2 separate regions of the Mus musculus genome follow, and region 1 is linked to region 2. A link is a loop called in an ENCODE intact Hi-C map of the cell type or tissue named here. Cell type or tissue: heart. All regions are shown on one strand. Each heading gives the region's core, and the rest is flanking DNA. Links, peaks and the distances in the headings are about the cores only. Region 1 overlaps Dis3l2 (DIS3 like 3'-5' exoribonuclease 2). Region 2 holds the start of Prss56 (protease, serine 56).

Region 1 (9,767 bases), core at 921-8,920, 150 kb after region 2:
AAGGAACCACTGAGCCGCTGCAACCTAGGAACAACCTAGATGAGGTCTGGCTTCAGCCATCACAGCCTTGGAATCAGCAGCTGTTGCCTAGAAGGATGTTCACTTCTTTGAAAGCTCCAGAATCCCTGGCCAAATGACATCCTTTTCTGGTTACTCCATGTACATAGCCCTAGAACTCAGAGCACAGCCCCCTGCTGGATCTTGAGCTACATCTGGGGCAAGTTGCTGGGGACAGAGGGCATAGTCTTCATAGTAAGTCATGTTTATCTTTGTTTTCAGTGGTGGCTCAGTTCCTCAGAAAGGCAGCGTGAGGAGGAAAAGAGGTCAAGGCTCCTCCTTGGTCAGTGTAGCTATCTCTGGGCAGGGCAACAATCATGGCTTCTCTGTAGTGGCCAGAGACCACTGGGACAGCTTGTGTCCTGTTTCAGCAGCTCTCTTGGGAACCAGGCCTCACTCCCCACTGTTGTGCTGCTGTTGCTGTGCCCTGACCTGTCCCTGTCACTTGCCACTTAGTCCTTGCCATCAGAATCCTGGTGGGAGCAGCACTCCACAGGGCACAGCCTAGGGTCTTGTGTGCACTGTCTAGGGTAGGTGGTAGGGTGGGGAACAGGCAGCCAAGTCCCCGAACGGCCCTGATGGCTCCATTCCTAGTAGAGCCAGGAGTTATCAGGAAATAAATCAGCTGTGGCTGGCTGAGGCTACCTGACTCTCATGAACAGATTGAATCTGTTGAGAGTGACCCTTGAAAAATGGCCTGCCACTGCCCTGGCAAGTGCTGGGGCCCACAGCTGACCCCATTAGTACCTGTAGCTCCAATTGACCTGCCAATCTACTGAGATGGCTCCCATCCCAAGGATGCTTAGGCCCTGCAGAGACTGCAGTGTAGGCTGGAGGGCTGTGACAGCCTGCTAGGAGCCAGCCCATCTATCTCCTAGCTGTCACTTGCTTGGGAACATGGGCCCAAGCTCGAAGCAGACTGATTCTCCTGCAGACTGCAGCTACAGTAGAGATGGAGACCTTTTCTCTTGCCTGGGGTCTCTAGCAGCCACAGGCCATACAGCTCCTGAGGGATGGAGCCTGCTTTTCAGCACAGAGGATAGATTTCTTCTGGAGCTCAGTGCGCCTGTCCCAGGTGTGACTGCAGCTTTTCTTGCCAGATAGTGTTCCTCAGCGCCTCTCTATCCAGTAGATCCCAGAGCAGAGCAAGACAGTAGTGGGCTATGTACACGTGGTGCTTGCCAGCCAGAGCTATGGGTACTACTGGGATCAGGGGCTGGTGTGGCCCCTCCTTACCTGCATGGGCCGGGAGTACATGTTGGTGAGCACCTCCTTCCGGGCCAGAGAGTACTTGTCATCTCCAAATGTCTTAGTCAGGCTTTTCTAGAAGTAAACCCCAGAAACCTGTATGAGATATGGTTGGCCTTGGAAACAGGCTTGATCCCATTTTGGGGAAGGTAGAGAGGGGTTCCCAGGCTATGGGCCATGTTGACTACCTGCAGGGTGTAAGAGCTGTGATCCATAGTCTGTGTCATACAATGGGCCTAAGATCTTCCATGCTTACAATAGGCCAGCTCTCTTTATTAGAGGAATCCTTTGCCTACTTCACACCCACCTCCATCTTGGAACATGGGTGGGAGATCTCCTTTTGGTGGGATGAGCAAGGACACTGGTTCTGCAGCCTCATAAAGCTTACCTCTGAGAAGGGAACATGTGAAGTGCTTCCCTCTAAGAAAGATTCCTTGCTTCCTGTTACCCTGGCTCAGCAAGGACCAGTCCAGTCCTTGCTAGAGGCCATGCAAGTGGCTACACCTTGAATAGTCTCCCTTGGTACAGACCTGATAATAGAGCCTACCCCTAGTGGATGCCATCTTCTCCACCGCAGGGGAGACTGACCTGGCTACATAGGGAGTGGCTACATGGAGGCAGACAAGTCACCACCAGCCCAACTTCTAGGCTTTAATCTCTTTTCTCCAAGCAGGTCTTCCCATTACCTGCCCACTAGCACTCACATTTAGGGCCCCTGCAGAGCTGACATCCATGGGCAGCCCCATCTGGTCACAGAACTCCACCAGGTCACTGAGCATCTTCGTCTGTGGTGGGGGATGCCGGCGCAGCAGGGCCTGCTCAGGGAAGGTGCGGAAGATCTTGTGGGCCACCGCCATGTTGGCCAGGAGCATGAACTCCTCTACAAGCCTGTGGAGGATAGACAGTAACTAGAGGGATCCTGGAGACAGGTGCTACTGCCCCTGTCCCAAGGCCTTGGCTCAGCTGATTCTCTAATACCTTAGTTCTCAGTGTAAGAACCTTTCTGTGACCTGATCAAACTAGTTCTTCTGCTCTTTCTCTTTCATCTCCATGCTCAGATTTCCTAGAGTCAACCTGTCAATAATGACTTTCTCTTTTGGTCTGAATGTGTATGTGGTCTCCTGTCTCATTTCTCACTAAATGGGGATGCTCTCAGGTCATGCCTGGTCCAGAGATGATACACAGTAATGATCTCTGGTAAGAAGACCTGCTGGGCTTCCTCTGGGGCTCACTTGTAAGAAGAGCTATCATTCTATTTTCCTTCACTTCAGTGTAATTAGAATTACTATAAGTAACTAAGTACATGGGGATAAAGCTCTAAATAGGAAGATGAAAATATGTCAAGGCCCTAGTGAGAAGAGGTGGGGACTGATGGAAGATGGAGGAAGTGTGTCAAGGGTAGGAAGCCAGGCACAGCAGGAGACAGAGTCAACCAGCCCTGAAGTTAGTTACCTGTATTTCAATCCTGGGCAGGCAGGTTCTCCCCTGACCCTTGGGGCTCCCTTGGTGAATAAGTGGATTGAACATGAAGTCTTTCAGGTGTGTACATCCTGATACTACTATAGTCAGCATGTCCTGTGTGGAAAAAGCTTGCTCCCTGGGAAGGCAAAAGCCATTAGAGACCTTGTTCAGCTTCGAGGAGACACCCCAAGCTGCATGTTGAGCCTTAGTCTTCTTCTCCCACTGAGGCAGCTCTGAGAGTCTGCCAGTGTCTGAGGAAACCTGGGATAAATCCCTCTACTGGAGGCTGAGTAGTGTTGCTTGGTCAGATCTGTCATCTAGACAAGTTCTTAGAAGGAAAATCAGACATATAGGAGAATGTTCCTTCTCCAGACTGGACCTGCTGTGAAGACGCTTGCCTCTGCTCTGTCTAGGTGCCTATTTGCAGAGCTTTCTCTACAAGGGGCTCATGAAGCCCACTAGGTGGGGTCTGGACACACCTGGCTCCTGTCATGGGGACCTGTGCACACCCGATCCTGTCATTGGGGCCTGGGCAAGCCTAGCTCCAGTCATGGGGGCCTCTGCACACTTGGCTTCTGTCATGGACTCACTAGACTCAGCTCAAGAAGAAAAGCCTTTGTGTTACCCACTAGTTTGTAGGCAGAGCTTTTTAGGCTGACACCCTTATCTCAGTCCCCAATCCCTTCTTGTGCTTATCAGTACTGACAATCACCATCACTGACCACCAAGCCTCTGAGACAGTTTGAATGCTGGTTCTACCACACTCTTGTTGTGGAACCCCTGGTGAATCTCCTGTTCTTCCTTCCCAAAGTAAGACAATGCTAATGTCTGATCACAGGGCTGGTGCAAAGGCAGAGGGAACATGTGTTCTGGGCCAGATACCAAGCAGGAATATCAACTGTCCAAGACACAGTGGTGCTTTCCTTTCTTCACATACACCACACAAATGACTAACACATCTGATAATCCTTCACCTTGTCACAACCTCCACAGTGCTGGGATGCTGTCTGTCCCTGCTCAGACTGTTAAATAAATGCTCTGACACTGCTATGGGAAGTCAGGACTGTTTCCAGACCTGTTCTCTTTGTGCAGTCTCAGAATCCTGTTGACCAGAGTACACAGTCTCTTGTAATCCCAAGGCTGAACTAGGACTGCAGTTTGTAAATGAAGCCGGCAGGTGGCAGTAGGGCCCCACAGCAGGACTGTGAGGATAAGGCTGTTAGGCAGGCAGGAGCAGGGTGGGCTAATGGCTCAGGACAGGGACCCTTCTCCATGCTCCAAGCTATAAGTCAGAGACTTTGATGGGATGATCCAGAGTCCTGGTCCACAGGAACTCTTCTGCTTTGTTCCACATGAGTTCATGGTGGGAGAAGAGAGATGGGGTGAAGGAGGGGCCACTATGGGAAACAGGCATGAGAAGACTCCAGGCAAGCAGCTTCTCCAGTGACCATGACCTGACAATTTATCCTCCATGGACATCTGCACAGCCCTGTAAGCTGCCCAAGACCTTGAGAAAAGAAGAGCATGTCTAACTCTGATCACAATCTGGCATGACTCTGGTTGCATAGGCTGGCCTTGTTCAGGCACCTTGGTGCCTGTGATTCCTATTTCCATTAGTAGCCCTTGTCCATCTGTCCATTCTGCACCCCCTGTCCATCTGCCCTTCGCTTCCTCTCTCCCTCTGAGTTAAGACATCAGCCTAGGAATTCTTCACAACAGTCTGTCAAGAGCAAAGCATTAACTTAAATCCTGTCACCAACCAAGAGGATGCACGGAACAAAGTTCCCACTTCTGGGTGCGGATAAGGCTCGTTAGTGTCCTAGGGTGGTTTGAGGAAATGATCTTAAAATCCTCTCATCCTGCAAGTGGAAGGGGAAGGAGCAAGCATGTGCACATCACAAAGGACCCAGCGATACTCTGGCCCAGGAGCTCCCAGACTCCCAGGAGGCCCAGGATCTAGAAGATCTAGAACTGACAGGCTGAGACATGGCCAAACCAGCAGCAGCCAGAGCTCCACTGAACTTAAGATTCCCTGTGGGGCCAATCACCCATGGAGGGGTGCACAGATCTCTCCTCTCACCTGGGGCTAGCCAAGGCCCCTCTTGCTGGCACCTGTCTACCCTTGTGCAGTTCTCACAGTGATCAGCAGGGGGCCACCAGACTCTTCTGTTCCAGTCCTGGGACGTGGCAAAAGCCACTTAGAACCCAAGAACTTTCTGGGAAGAATAGCTCGAGAGTTTACAAATTGTGGCCCAAAGTCCAGGGGTCCCTGGAGTGCCAGTTGCTGTTTCGTTAGCTAAAGCTGCCTTTTGGGCTGAGGGTTCTGTGCAAACCGGTTGGCTGTGGGGTCTCTGGCAAGCGAGCTTATCAATCTGAGCTTTCCTCTCTTGTGGGGAAAGGGGCAAACTTCACATAAAGTTTGCAGCCAAACTCAAATGATGCCTTGTGCTATCCCAGGGCAAATGAACCAGGCTGGAGCACATTAGGGTATGGAACTGGGAAAGTGGCTGAGGGTTGTCTGGGTTGCCATGGCCTAGACTCTCCTTCTGGTCTGGGCACCTGCCTTCAGTCTTAGGGCACCTCCTCCCCAGGCGACAGCATCGCATAGGCATGAGATCACTCAGCCCTGCTGGGGATGGGGAGCTAGCTGAATCCCAGCAACTGCCTGACAACTGCTCTAAATAGGGGCTCAAGAATGGCTGACAGCCAGGATCACCTTCCAGAACAGCAAGCCAAGCCCTCAGAGATGGGGCCTCAGTCCCAGGTCTGGCATCTGCTGAGCATCTGGAGGCCTGAGCCACTGGGGCCCCACAACTCTGGAGGTCTTGGGTAGGACTCTTCTGTGACAGGAGGCTGTCAGCCAGGACATCACGGTGAAAGCTCTGCAGCCCTCTCTCAAGCAGTCCCTACCTGCTGTCTGGGCCTGCAAGGCCTGGGGAAAGAGGGGGAAGGTTTGCTGTTTCTCATCCCAGGGACCAGCTGAGCCAGGGTTTCATGTCCTGGCAAGCCATAATCAACCTATATATAAGTGCACACCAGAGATGCACATTCCATGTCATAAGAAAGGAAGCTTCCGCCCAGAACGGTACTGATACCACTTAAAGGGAAAGGTTCAGATACAAATTTACACTGCTGTCAATTTATTACTATTATAGGCATTCTTTACCTTAGGAAGTGAGTATGCTCAACACAACTTATGCTGCTGGACACTGCACCTACCATCCGAGGACCCAGACTGGGCCATGTTTATTTACTTGTGTCCAAATGTGGTTATTATTTGCTATTTACCTAATTTTTTGAGATTGTGTCTTTCTCTATGTAGGGTCTTTCAGTCTACATAACCTCAGCATCCTGACAGGTCAGACAGTGGTTAGGTGAGAAGCCTCTGAGGAAGGCAGGCATGCCAACCAAGTGAAAATCAGCGACCAAGTTCCTGGCCATAAATAAGTACCACTCAGACTACAGTGTGTCTACCCTAGCCTAGCTAGACCTCCTCTTGTCTGGGCACCTGTCCTGTTATTGCTTTTTTTCTTTCCTTTCCTCTCCTCTTCTCTCCTCTTCTTCTCTTTCTCTTCTTCTCCTTTTCTCTTCTCTTCTCTTCCCTTCCCTTCCCCTCCCCTCCCCTCCCTTCCCCTCCCCTCCTTCCCTTTCCATTTCTTCCTTTCTTCCTTTCTTCCTTTCTTCCTTTCCTTTCCTTTCCTTTCCTTTCCTTTCCTTTCCTTTCCTTTCCTTTCCTTTCCTTTCCTTTCCTTTCCTTTCCTTTCCTTTCCTTTCCTTTTTTCTTTTCTTTCTTCCTCTTTTTAAAGAGCAACAGGGTATGCAAGAGTTGCTCAAATGGTCCAGTTCTAGGATCTGGAGTAGATTTCCAGAAGCATCTCTTGCTTTCCTTCCTGTCATCACTGTTGTCCAGGTCGTCATCTCCTGCTACTGTGTTGCCTTCACACAAAACAGGGTCATGTCCCTTCCAGCAGGAACCACTGTTTAAGACTAGCAGTTCCTCTACCTGGCTAAACAATATGGTATGTTTTATGTATGTTTGGACTGCATCACTCTTCTTCCCTGCTCCATCCTACTTTGGCTCTACTGAAGTCCTGAGGCCCTTTTGGCTTCTGTCCTTTCATATACTGTTCTCACAGCCCAGAGTACTAGGGCTGCTCCTCGCTCATGTCCTTTCTTTGGCTATCACTCAGTTTGGAAGATAGCATGAGGAACTCTCTCTTAGCATCCTCTTGGTCCCCATCATAGCATCTGGCCTTCATGACTGTGATGGCCTCTCTCGGTCCTAGGTTGTATCTCGTCTCCATCCCTAGTGGTATATGTGCTAGTCCCAGAGTGGATGTTCAACAACCTGCACAGAGTGAAGGACTCCTGGGAGCAATGGCATCAGGCTCCAGTTCAGGAGGTAGGACTGTTGGGTCCCTCTATCACTATTGTCCTTTCTGTTTAGTTCTCAGGTGTTTCTAACTTCCTAATACTCACTGCCAGGCATGCTGATAATTTGGGGTCACCAAGTCTCCTGATCTTTTCTCTACAGGCCCTAACCAATCTACTGAGTACTACTTCCTTATCTCCTGAGTACTACTTCCTTATCTACTGAGTACTACTTCCTTCATACACAGCAGCAGAGTTATTTACACTAGCAATGGCTGGTAGGCCTCAGCTTTCAGAGCTAGCTTTGAATCCCTTTGTTGGATTTCTTACTCATCTTTTCTAGCTGTGGCCTCACTCCACCCTGGGTATCACTTCTCCTATGGCCCTACAATGTTCTTATCTTTCTGGGTGGCAGGAGCTTAATGTGCAAATAGGGAAGTGATCTGCTCCAAGTCCTATATCCCTACGCATCAGTCTGTGCTCTTGGGGCCAGTGGCCTCAGAGGCAATCAGAATGCCTAAATACTTCCTAAGACGCCCACAGGTATATCCATCCACAGGGAGGTACACTCACAAGCAGGATTCATTTCAAGGGATGTCAAGGAACCAGAAATGAAACACAAAGCTCGAGGTGGAAAGGCAAGGAATTGAGGGTACAGGCTTGGACCCCACTCAGGAGCTGGAAGGCTACTGAGCAAGAAAGATGTTTCAAATAAGTATGTGGGAATAGTTGGGGCTGGGGGACAGAGTAGGACCGGATGAGGGATGAGACAATTAAGGGAGGGCTTGAGCGAGCCAGGTGACGAAGGCGTGTGCACTGGCCCCCAGGAGGCCAGAACAGAGAAGGTAGAGGTGGTAGAATAAGGCAGAGGGACATGGAGGAGCTGTAGCAGGCTGCCCTGTGAGAAGTGCTGCAGAGGCAGAGGAAAGGGTAAGAAAAGGCCCCTGAGGCTGGCAAGTTGAGGCAAACCACCAGGGTGGTAGGGCTGGGGAATCTGGTTTAGAAAAACAGGGAAGGGGTGATAGGTCAAGTGCAGGCAATGCTCCATTGAGTTTTGGTGAGTCAGTGACAGAAGGAAGGAGCCAGGGCCTTATGACTAGTTTTAGACAAGTCGAAGGTATTCTAGGAGGCAAGGGCTCATGCCCTGAGAGAGCCCGCAGGAAGCCATCCAGCAGGCCCAGAGGAGGGGAAGGGAAGAGTCACTGGCTTATGTCTCATTGTAGAGCAGGTTAAGGAAGGGCCTTGTAGGTAGGTCTGCAACCTCTGTCCTGACCATGCTACCTATAGGAAGGCTGGTTCATAGCAGTCAATGCTGACACCATGCTGCAGCTGTCAAGAAGAGAGGACCCTTGCTCAGTCTATAGCTAGTCAGGGACAAAGAAGCTAGATGCTTCATTCTCTGGGCTCCTCATCTAGCATGATGCCACAGGGCTGATGGGTAACCCCAGAGCACCGTCCCTGGAACTGTCAAGCCCACTGGGCAGTGGAGAGAAGAGAAAGTACTATACCCACTAGGAACAGCTACCTCGCTGTGGCTCAAGGACAGGAACAGGTCCCAGGTGGCTGCTGTTTCTGCCCCTAGAACTCAGTTTCTGGACAACAGTGAGATGCTGGCACTAACTTTGGGTCTTGCCTCAGGTGGGGAGGTGGTGCTGAGGGCAGGCCCTGTCCAGACTCATGCTCCTCAGACTTTGCCTTCATATTTTCTACTCCTCTGTACCTGGTCTCTCAATACTGCCTGGCAAGGGAGGTGAGGTCTGTAGGATGTTCTACCCTCAGATCCATTTTACCTGCTAACCCAGAAGAGAAATTCATCTTGGGATGGGAAGTCAGTGGTCTGATCAGCCCTTTCATACCCTGAATACTTGCAAAGTGGCTTCTGAAGTTGATCTGGAGCTGAGCTGCTGAGATTGAAGCCTACTGGGCCAGAGGTGAGCATCTGCCTGGCTGTTGCTGAAACCTGAAACTCCATCCATCTTCAAAGACCAAAACCAAGTGTGAGACAGAAGAGCCTCTCTGCCCTTGGCCACTAGGGCACTTGTTAACTTTGTGGGAATCTCATGCTAATGGAATTAGGCCACTCACAGAGATTGTTCAATTAGTTCTTGGTGAAAACTGCTAACATGGAAATTTGATAAGAATTGCTCCCAGCTAGTTTCAAATTCATTTCTTCGGCAAACCAAATTTCCCCCACATGGGTACATCCTCACTGTTGGCTTAAGGAGCCCTTGGGCTCCCCAGTAGCTGTGAAGGCAGCTGCTGGGCTCTCACAGGAGTTGTGTGCTAGAGCATGACTCTCCTCTATAGCTGGGCAGCCCAAGGTGGGAAGACAGCAGCCACCCTCACAGGAGACCTGCTGCTCTCTCAGCAGCCCCAAATTGAGTGTAGTGTGGTGGAAAACTGCAAGGGAATGGGGCGTGATGGGAAGTCAGTGGTCTGATCAGTACTAAATTGAGGGATGCTGGGGGTGGGGAACTGTAGAGATCTTGTTGCAGTTCCCTCTGAGGCCAGGCCAGGGTGGGGCTGGTGGCTAGGGAGCTGGAAAGTAGAGGCCTGGGGGTGGGGAAGGGGAGTGCTGCTGCAGGCCAAGCTTCAGGGGAGTGGAAGGGGTGCCTGGGAGGAGAGGCAGC
Region 2 (9,643 bases), core at 1-8,000:
TCAGCCTGTTGGCTGTGGAATGAGGCAAGCAAGGGGACAGGTGCTGGTGGTTTAGGGGTTTGGAAAGAAGAGGCCGGAAACGCAATCTGATACTTGAAAGCTGGTGATGAGGGGGTGGGGTTTGCCAGTTAGGGCAGGAGCCAAGGGCAGAACGAAAAGATCCCAGGCAGGGATTGTCACAGATTGTTGGTAGGGTGGGGCCTGGTGGGGTAGGGTGGCAGAGGGTGGGGGGCGAATCCTCTGTGTGTGTGTGTGTGTGTGTGTGTGTGTGTGTGTGTGTACACCTGTCACAATTGCTTCTCTCTTTCTACAGAGGGTTCTGAGGTGAAACTTCTTGTACAGCAGGCAACTGTTACCTGTTGAGCCATCTTGCTAGTGCTCCACCTGTACTTGTGTATTTTTTCCCCCATCTTTAAAAATATTACCTCTAAGCTGGGTGTGGCAGTGTATGCTTTTAATCCCAGCACTTGGGAAGAGAGGAAGGATCTCTGAGTTCAAGGCCAGCCTGGTCTACAGAATGAGTTCCAGGACTGCCAGGTTGTTACACAGAGAAGCCATGTCTCCAAAAAACCCCAAAGATTTATAAATAAATAAATAAGTAAATAAATAAAATCCATCCATCCATCCATCCATCCACCCATCCACTCAGTGTGTTTCTGCGCAGTTTGTGGCATGTGTGGAAGTCAGAGGAAACTTGAAGGAGTTAAATTTTTTTTTCCTTTCACATGGCTCGGCAGCAGGTACCTTTATTTGCTAAGCCACCTTACTGGCCCATTTCTTTTCTTTCTTTAATTTGAACTGAAGTCTCCTCACCGTTCCTGCATCTATGAGTAGCCAAAACCAAAGGGAAAGAAAAGGGGATCCACTGGGGCAAGGAGGGTCGTTTCCACACAGAGTCAGGCCTGTCCGTTGTAATGACTGTGGCTAGAAGTCAGTGGTCGGGATAGATGGCACTAAGAGTATGCTTAAGAGAATACAACCCTCAAAGGTGCCTGGGCACCGTGATCTGCTTCTATCTAATAGGAATCAGAAAGCCAGAACCGTCAGGCATGGAGGGAGGAGGCCATCTAGATGTCGGGGAGACTAGCAATGGGGTGAAGGGATGCCCATAGGGTCTGACAAGAGAGGAGCCGACTGCAGCATGCACTGGCAAGTCTGAGCCTATTCTTTGTTCTAAGCAGAAGTTTGGAGGTGGCCTCATAAAGGCTTGCTTGCTTCCAGGGAGAGGACAATACTGTCACCATTGTCTGCCAAGGTGCAGTGGTGGCTGAGCTCTTTGTACTTCATGCTGGACCTTGTCAGCTTCCTGATGGTGTCTTTGGAGCAGACATTGATCATTTTGCTCATATGTGAGGGTGCAGGGGCTCTCTTAGAGACCCAAGAGATGAACCTCAGGGCATCCTTCTTGCTGTCATTGGTCTCATAGGTTGCATCATTGAGGGCAGAGTGGCAGCCTGGTCTGGCAGGGTCTTGTCATAGGTTTGGGCCATGTCGCCTGCTGAATCTTTCTGCTCTGCTCCAGGATGGTGTCCGGGTCCTCACTCAGGCAGAGAAGCACAGCTTCTCTCTTTGCTCCCCTTGGCGCGGTTGACTTGCGTACTAAATCACTTGCACGTCACCGATCACCTTGAGGTAGCCATACCAGAAGCTACGGTTTTGAAAGGGAGAGGGGGACACGGAAAGCCACAGAAGGACTGAGGCTCTGGAGCTGCTGCTGCTGCTGAAATCCAGCTGATCTCCTCCACCTTATTTTTCAAGACAGGGCCTCTTCGCTGAACCTGGACCTCGCCTGGAGCAGCTAGAGTGGCCAGTGAACGCCCGAGGTCTGTCTGCTCCTCACTGCCATGCTCCTTAGCTAGGGCTGTGGTTTACAGGTGTACTCTGCCCCTGTGGCTTTTACCTGGGTTCTGAGGTCTTGAACTCAGATCCATATGCATCAAGAACTTTACCCACTGAGCTATCTCTTCCAGGCCCTGGTTTCGTATCTTTGTGTGTGTGTGTGTGTGGGGGGTAAGGGGTGCTCTTATTTTGTAGCTCAGGCTAGCCTAGAGCTTACTATGTAGCTCACATTCAAACTCAGTGCAATCCTGCTTCAGTCTCCAGAATGCTAGCACGGCGAGCACAAGCCACCACTTCTGGCTCCTTCCAGCTCCTTTGTGGTCTCTGTTAACTGCTCTTCGAGGTTGGCCCCTGCCCTACTCCCATCTAATGCCAGCCCCTTCCCATCCCAAGAAAGCTCCAGATTTTATGTAGAGTATAAATAACATTTATTAAAGCAGCCATGCGTGTCTGGTGACACATTGAAGAAGATGAGTGAGATCCAGGATCCCCACTCTATCCACACATCCAAGATCAACTGGAATAGAGAGACTTTGTATGTCTCACACAACCGCTTTAGCCCCCAGGACAGTGTGACCATCACAGGGTTGCCTGGTTCAGGGAACAGGAGGCTGGAGTTGGCCCTGGCGCTCCTTTCCCAGCCTCTGTCCTTGATCAGCACCTATCCAGGGTGCCTGGGGCTCTCCTTCTGTCAGGGAAGCTGAGCGGAAGGCCTTCAGGGCCTGCACTAGTAGCCGGGGGAGACTATGAGCCAGTGTGGAAGGTTCCAAGCCCACTAGGCCACTGAAGACCACACGCTGGTCCCCCAAACCGGCCCTCACCCAAGCTCTGAAGAGTCCTGTCAGTGTCTTGGAGCCCAGATCTGCCAGCACCTGCAGAGGGAGGAGGTTAGGACCCAAAAAACCACTCCTGAGGGTTTCTGACCTGAGGGTTGCTCTTGCCTCCTGGAGCTTTGGAAGCTACTTAGAGCCTTGCCCTGCCCCTTCATCTCCCAGAAATCCATCTAATTTCCAGATCAGGCGAATGCTCTAATGAGCCCTTCCACTCTTACCTCTCTACCTCCCATCTTCATAGCCACCTGTTATTCCAGCTCACCCTCACCCCCACTCCGCCCCGGAAAGGCTGGATCCCCCTGTCTCTTCCTTCTACTGAGCTCCAGTCAGGTCAGCTTTCACAGGCCACTGTGAAGGAGCCTGGGCAGCCTGGGGACCTACCTCATGAAAGTTCATGGCCAAGTGCTCAGCTGGGATCTGTAGGATCCAAGCATGCGCTCGCTGAATAGCCGCTAACTTCTGTTGCAGAGGCTCCAGCCCAGGGCAGCCTGCAAGAAGGGGAGATCCCCAGACTATGAGAGAACTGTGTGCTCTAGATGGGGAAACTGAGGCTGGCAGAGGTTTCGTGATCATGCAAGGCTGTGTGCCTCTGACACCATCAAGGACTTAGTGCCACATGTCTCCCTAAAAAGGAATCTGTTTTCCTGGAAGAGAGGGAGTGAGCGCCGGTTTTCTCTGTTGTCATTTGGAATTTTCTAGCAGACAATCCCAGCTTCTCTCTAGAAACAGCCTCTTGGCCGCTCCTCTCCAGCAGGCCGGTAGGGGGCGACATTACCCTTTGTTTCCGGGCGCCGCTCCGGCTTTGGTTTCTGGAGCCAGGTTCCCGCAATTCGCGATCCTGGAGGAGACCACAGGAAGTTAGTGGGCACGCCTCGGAGAGGTTACATGATTCCGAGACTCTGGGGCCTAGGCCTGGCTGGGGGCACTCAGGATACCTGAGTATAACCGCTGTTCTCGGGGATTGTGACCGGGAAGCTCCTGGAGCGACGGCGCGGAGCGAGCGGGCGCGGAGACTCCACGCCGCAATCCTGGCCGGGGGCCGAGCAGCTCCTGGGCGCCCCGCAGCAGACCAAGCAGGGTGTGCGCCAGTGACCGTAGCTCTGCGAGCGGTTTAGAGGTGTAAGGGGCCCACCGAATGGTGGGGCTCGCACCCCATCTCCCACCCCCACCCTCCAACCTCCCACCCCTACTCCTCCTCCCCCACCCTGGCAGGGGTAAACAGGACTGACCGCACCGTCGCCTGCGCTGCAGACACTGTTGGAGCGCTAGGCGCGCACAGGAGCTCTCGGACCCTAGGCACTGGCGCGCATAGAAGGCACAGAGGCCCGGGGCGTCCGTGAACGGCTCCTCTTCCCGAGCGTTCCAATTTAGAAGTTCTCTGCAGCTAGGCTCGCGAGTGGAGGGGCCCGCTGCAAGCAGATGCCAGATCACCCCTTGTATGTGGATCTACAAGTCACTCATCCGCAGCTCCTCCACAGAGACCCGAGTAGCGGGATGGAAACCGGCTTGCCCAGACCTATCCGAGGTACCATTAGCTAGGGGATGCTCACCGCTCATCTGCTCCTGCAGCCAGTCTTTGAACACGGTCACACGGGTGTAGACCCCAGGCTTCCCTGGTTCCCCACAGCCATCTCCCCAAGAAGTGACTCCAAAGAGGACCTCTCTGGGGCGCGGGCCGGGCTCGGAACAGGTTAAAGGGCCCCCGGAGTCACCCTAAGGGACCAGAGCCAACAGAGAGCAATGCATTCACAATCGATCGAATTATATCTGCCTAGTACCTGGTAGGGAAGGATTGGCTCTGGCTGCGTCTGTGATTACTACTTGTTTCCATTTTATTTAGGAAGATTTAGCGGTAGGTAGGAGCTTTCAGCTAGACCCAGAGAGAACAGGGTTATCTTGCCAAGGGGAGAGACGCACCCAGGGCCCCCTGTCAGTTTTAGCTCATACCTGGCATGAGTCGATGCCCCCTGCCAGGTAACCAGCGCAGAGCATGGTGCTGGGCCGCAGCCCAGGCCCCAGGACCTTTTGACAGGTGTCTGCACTGAGCAGCGGAACGCGGGCCTCCCTCACTGCCTCAGACTCAGGCCCGTCTACAGGAAAGAATGTAAGGGGTCTGGGTTTGGAAGGCAGAGGCTGCGCCTCGAGATCCCCTCTCACTTGCCCTCTTTAATTCCTCGTGGTTTATGCGATGGAGCATCATTCTAGTCTCTCCAAACCCCACCTCTTCAGCTTACTTCCACCACCCCTAGCCCCGCCCCCATTGGTTCTTCACTACCCCTTGCAGCTAGCTTATCCAGGCCCTAACTGGCAATACCTTCGAAGAGAGCCCCCCAGCCTGCAATGGCGCAGGGGGTGCCGGCAGGAGGCTCCCGAGAACCCTGGGGAAGGCAAATGGGGCGCGCAGGCCCCTCTGGGCTCACAGGCGTCCACAACTGTACCAAGGCCAGGTCATTGTGAAAAGTCTGCGGGTCAAACTAGAGAGCAGGTGGCGGTTCAAGGTCAAGGAAGAGGGTTTGGGATGCTATTCCCAGCTCTGAGGACTCAGGGCGTGTCTTCTCACCTTAGGGTGGGGCAAGATGCGGTTCACCTGCACTTCTTCCGCTTGCTCCCCCTGAGGCCCCTCGGCGAGCATCACAGTCCACAGAAGCTCATTCGAGGCACTGCAGCGCAAGTAGTGGGTGACACCAATCAGGGACAGAGGGTGGCGTGAGGCCCCCTCAGAGGCCCAGACCCTCATGCACCCACACCATCCAGTGAGCCTGTAAGTGTGGCTGTTGTGACCCAAGGGAAAGAGAGGGAGACCGGGAAGGTGCAGATTCCCTGCAGTGGGAAAATTCAGTGTGATGTTCTCCTACCCTGGGATCCCTCACCCCCACCCCCACCCCCACCCGCAACCGGCATTTTAAGGCCCGAGGTTGGGAGCTAGCTTCCGCTAGGGGGCAGCAGAGACCTGCTCTGCTCTGCTTTGGCCCATGGGTGCTTAGACTCCCATCGGATTGGGTGGCCCTGCTGAGCAGGTGCCTGGAATCTCGACGACGTACCCGGCGAAGCAATGTGCAGCCGTGAGCACCCAGGATGCTGCTACCAGGACACCCCCGCACAGAGGCAACCCTCCAAGTTGCAGCCTCACTAGCCAAGGCCAGGCCCCCGAGGGAGCCGTGCTGCCACCGACTATGCGGCCGTGAGCCCGGGTCGTGTTGGCAACGCCTTGATGTCTTTCTCCACATTGTACTAGAATGGCAGAAACGGCGTCATGAAGCAAAAGTTTTAGTTATCTTCACGTTGAGGCCCACCTCGCTTTCAGCCCTTGGAGTCTTTTAGTTTCACCTGGCTCCGGTGGGTCCTGGAGGAGGGGGGCTTGAGGTCTAGGGCGTCCAGGTCCTACTGAGAAACAATCCTTTGAGCCTCGCTGCGCCCTCTTGCGGATCTTTCGCTTTATTGGGGGGGGGGGCTGGGCCTCATCTTTCAACCACTCTCCACTTGGCCCGCCTTCTAGCACATGGAACTATTTGAGCAGCCATGAACTGTGACCACCTGAGCCCACACTCTCCCCTCCTCCCTGCTGTGTCTCAAGTTTGGCATACCCCTTCCACTTGGACCTTCAAAAAGAATCTGACCCCAAGGACGATGGAACCTAAAAATAAGGGCTGGACATGGACAAAAGGAGGAGTCCCCTGTACCAATGTGAGTCTGCTGGGTGGGGTAGCACTTCTGGTACAACCTTGGCATTCATGTAGTCTGTGCTGGATCTCCATCAACACGCGCTTTATGGCCCACTGGGCACTCCTCTGGGCAGCCTGCAATGCCTGAGTCCCCTGGGCAGATAAAACTGGGAGGGGGAGGGACATGGGACACAAAGTCACATTCCCTTGGCAGAGAGCCCCACTCAGTCTAAGTCTTCCTGAACCTTGTCTGGGGAGTCCCAGAGAAGCGTGGTGAACTCTTAGACTACCAGGGATGTAGAGATGGGGAGAGAGGTCAGGCCCCAAGGGCCAGCCCTCAGGGCAGATGGTGCTACAATTGGGAAGGAATCTCTGAAAAGCTCCTTTCTTAAAGATTTCAGAGGAAAACCACTGCCCACCGACATCCAGGTAATATGGTTAAGGTATCCATCTTTGGGCCCAAGGCATGCTGCCCCGGGTCTTCTAACACCGTTATCTCTGGAACCCCTTGGCAGTGTTGCTGTCTCTGCTTCCTGGGTGAGGCTGTCTACCCTCCCTTCCTATATCCCAGTTCCAGGCTCCTCCTTCCAGCAGAAGGTGGGCAGAAGGACCACAGGCCCTCCTAAGTGTGAGAGATAAGCTCATTTCCCTTGTCCTCCCTTGACCTCACTTTCCCTATGCCCCTCCCACCTCCCGTGGTTCCCTCGGACCAGCCCGGCTCACCTTGCAGGGCGCCGGGGGACAGGCGCGTGTACAGTGGATGCCCATGGGCAGTTTGGGAGTCTGGGGACAGTAGCAGCAGCAGCAGCAACAACATAGCCAGCGGCATGGTGACCTGGGGCCAAGGCGGGAGACCCTGTCCTCTTTATTCCTGGACTCTACCCTCTCCTGTGATTCTTCCTGCCCACAGACTTTGTGTCCCTCAAACCATCTGATCCCGTTGTCTTACACTAAACTACTCACTTCTAATGGTCCGCACCTCACCTGGCCCTCACCTCCTGGGAGCCCTCAGGGAAACGATGCCCTGGAGCTATATAGAGGACAGAGGGGTGTGTGTGCGTGGGAGGGCAGCCAGGACTGGGGGAGGGAATGAGGTAGTGGGCTGGACCCTCACCTTTGAAGTCTCATCGTCCCACTCTGCGTCTCCCCACTTCTGTGAAAGCGGCCCTTGTTCCTGCGGTTGCTTCAAAGGGGCTGAGATGGGGCTGGAGAACTGACCGTTGGGCTGGGGGCCAGGCAGAGGGAGACTGGTGGGCAGGGGCTGGGAGGGGGGATCCCCATCTGTTTCTGCCACCCTGGGGAGTCCACTGCTCTGCTGGGACAGGCACTTTTGGAGGGAGGAGAGCTAGGGATAGGGGTGGGTGTCCTGGGCAGTCTCACCCCCTAAGCAAGCCATTGAACTTCCAGCCCCTCTGCCCCTAATTGCTTGGCAGTGTCCCTCCTCCGTGTGGCCCTTTCTAAAGATGATCAAAGCATTCTAATTTGCGCCATAATTGCTGCACTGGGGTAGCGGGGTGGGAAGAGGCAAAAGCAAGCGGGAGATGAAAGGCCCCACTGTGGCCCAGTTTGGGGAGCGCAGGATCCAGCAGGACCCCTGTCCCTGCCCACTCAGTGTGTCCAGCTTTGTTTTCAGTTGCTGTGACCCTGATCTGGCAGGAGGGACTCTTGAGAGAAGGTCATAAACAGGCAACTGTCCTGATATCCAGTCACCACCTGGGGTAGGGCCGAGCCTTTGGGTACAAACAAAACAAAACTACCCTTGGCACCTTGATTTGTGCTGGCAGCAGGGACATGTTGGTTAAGGGTTTAAGTACAGGAATTGGGACACACTGTGGCTAGGGGATGTGTTCTCTTCAAAGGGACTGCTTATCACAGCACGTAGCCTGTCTCCCACCACCAGGAAGGTAGAGAGAACGGTAGGTATAGATTGTTGTGTCAATTCAATGACACTAGGGATTGGAGTTATCTCTGCATATCATAGGTAAATCCTATGTGCTCTCCAAGTTTCTAGCAGAGAGGTATGGCTCCTGTATGCCTGCTGAAGCCTGGCCAGGCCGGAGTGGCCAGCATAGAACTGTCTGTCCTCACTCTGCCTTCTTGGCATGTGTCAGGCTTTGAGTCCAGTCTGATGGCAGGAAGGGAGTAGACCCTTCTCTCACCCACACAGCAAAGGGCAGGGCATGGAAAAGCACACTGTTTCAGATCTGGCTCCTACAAGTTGAGAAGACCCCCACCCCACCCCACCCCATCCTTGTCTCGACTCCTGGGATCCTACAAGTTGTTGGGAGCATGTGGAATCTCTTCCTTTGGCTGGCATCAGAGCAATCTTTCTTTTCCCCCAGGATCAGATTCCTGGGCAATTTTAATTCCCAGGGGTAAGGTGGTCTTTTTGTTTTAAGAGTCTCAATGGAGCCTAATGGAGGGCCGTAGGTCTCCTTCACCCCTCCCAAAGGCAGAGACAAGCCCTTGGGCTCTGTACTTCCACTTTGAAAGGAGGAAGAGAGACGGGGTGTGGCAGGGAACCTTGGGGGTTTCTTCAATATATCTAGAAAGCCTTAGTGGGTTCTCAGGAGGTATCTGTGAGTTCAGGTGAGGAAGAAGGGTTGGGGGTGTGGGAGGGATGGGAGGAGTGAAAGGGGACACAATGCCCCCTCCCCCAGAATCCAATGATGTAGCCTCTTTATAGGTATGCTCTGGATGAGCTCTGTGTGTGTGTGTGTGCAGGGGGGGGGGTGTCCCCCTCCCTCCCTTCCCTCCCTCACTTAGGCCTCCACATAGTCACAGAGGATCCGTTACTCACTGCACCACAGTCTCCTCACTGTGAAGTGTTTCACGCATTTGATCCTGGCTCAGTCATGAGCCATCTACCTTCTACTTAAACTTAAATCAGCAGAGGCAGGATGATTCTGGTGAGTTTGGGGCCAACCTGGTCTACATAGTGAGTTTGGGGCCAACCTGGTCTATACAATGAGTTTCAAGCCAGCCAGGAAATACACAGTGACAAAGAGACAAGTGACATGTCCCTTGATCTCCATGCTCTTTTAGGAGAAGGAGCAGAGAGGAACAGGAGGATGGCTTAAGAAACCCCCAGGCTGTCTTTGAGGACAGCATCTCTGCATCAGCATCAGCCGGCCCAATGGGCACAGGGGTGGCTGTGAGCCGATGTTTGATGCAATGGAATTTGAGAGGAGCCTGACATCAGAGCCTCTGTGGGATGAGAGGCCATTCAGCTGTGACTCAGACAGGCCCGTGAGGCTGACTGTACTCCTGAGTGAGCTTTCGTGAGTCACTTCCTGTTGGAGCCCAAAT

What was found. Peaks named below come from ENCODE experiments on the same cell type or tissue, not always from the same donor. Only the 100,000 strongest peaks of a DNase experiment are listed, where the experiment ranks them.
Region 1: a loop joins it to region 2, with 2.6 times the contacts of the local background. A loop is called at or near these places in 10 of 42 quality-filtered maps.

What each region holds. Positions count from the first base shown.
Region 1 is chr1:87,036,443-87,046,209 of GRCm38, reverse strand. It overlaps Dis3l2 (DIS3 like 3'-5' exoribonuclease 2), which reads right to left. Exons shown (of 21, transcript NM_153530.2): 15 at 2,010-2,193; 16 at 1,294-1,380. Among named protein-coding and RNA genes, the nearest start is that of Gm28375, 26 kb to the left of the region's middle. In heart, for the core only: CTCF peaks have their summits at 3,945 (motif pointing right) and 4,909; DNase peaks (open chromatin) are centred at 3,972 and 4,899; H3K27ac peaks cover 300 bases.
Region 2 is chr1:87,181,013-87,190,655 of GRCm38, reverse strand. It overlaps Prss56 (protease, serine 56), which reads right to left and starts at 7,342. Exons shown (of 13, transcript NM_027084.2): 1 at 7,058-7,342; 2 at 6,394-6,501; 3 at 6,000-6,053; 4 at 5,714-5,903; 5 at 5,233-5,332; 6 at 4,987-5,146; 7 at 4,620-4,762; 8 at 4,223-4,385; 9 at 3,902-4,081; 10 at 3,608-3,772; 11 at 3,448-3,510; 12 at 3,054-3,160; 13 at 2,251-2,711. The coding sequence starts at 7,163. The coding sequence ends at 2,436. Chrnd (cholinergic receptor, nicotinic, delta polypeptide) reads right to left here and starts at 59. Exons shown (of 12, transcript NM_021600.3): 1 at 1-59. In heart, for the core only: CTCF peaks have their summits at 3,427 (motif pointing right), 5,417 and 5,619 (motif pointing right); a DNase peak (open chromatin) is centred at 5,775; H3K4me3 peaks cover 1,207 bases; H3K27ac peaks cover 648 bases; H3K27me3 peaks cover 7,137 bases.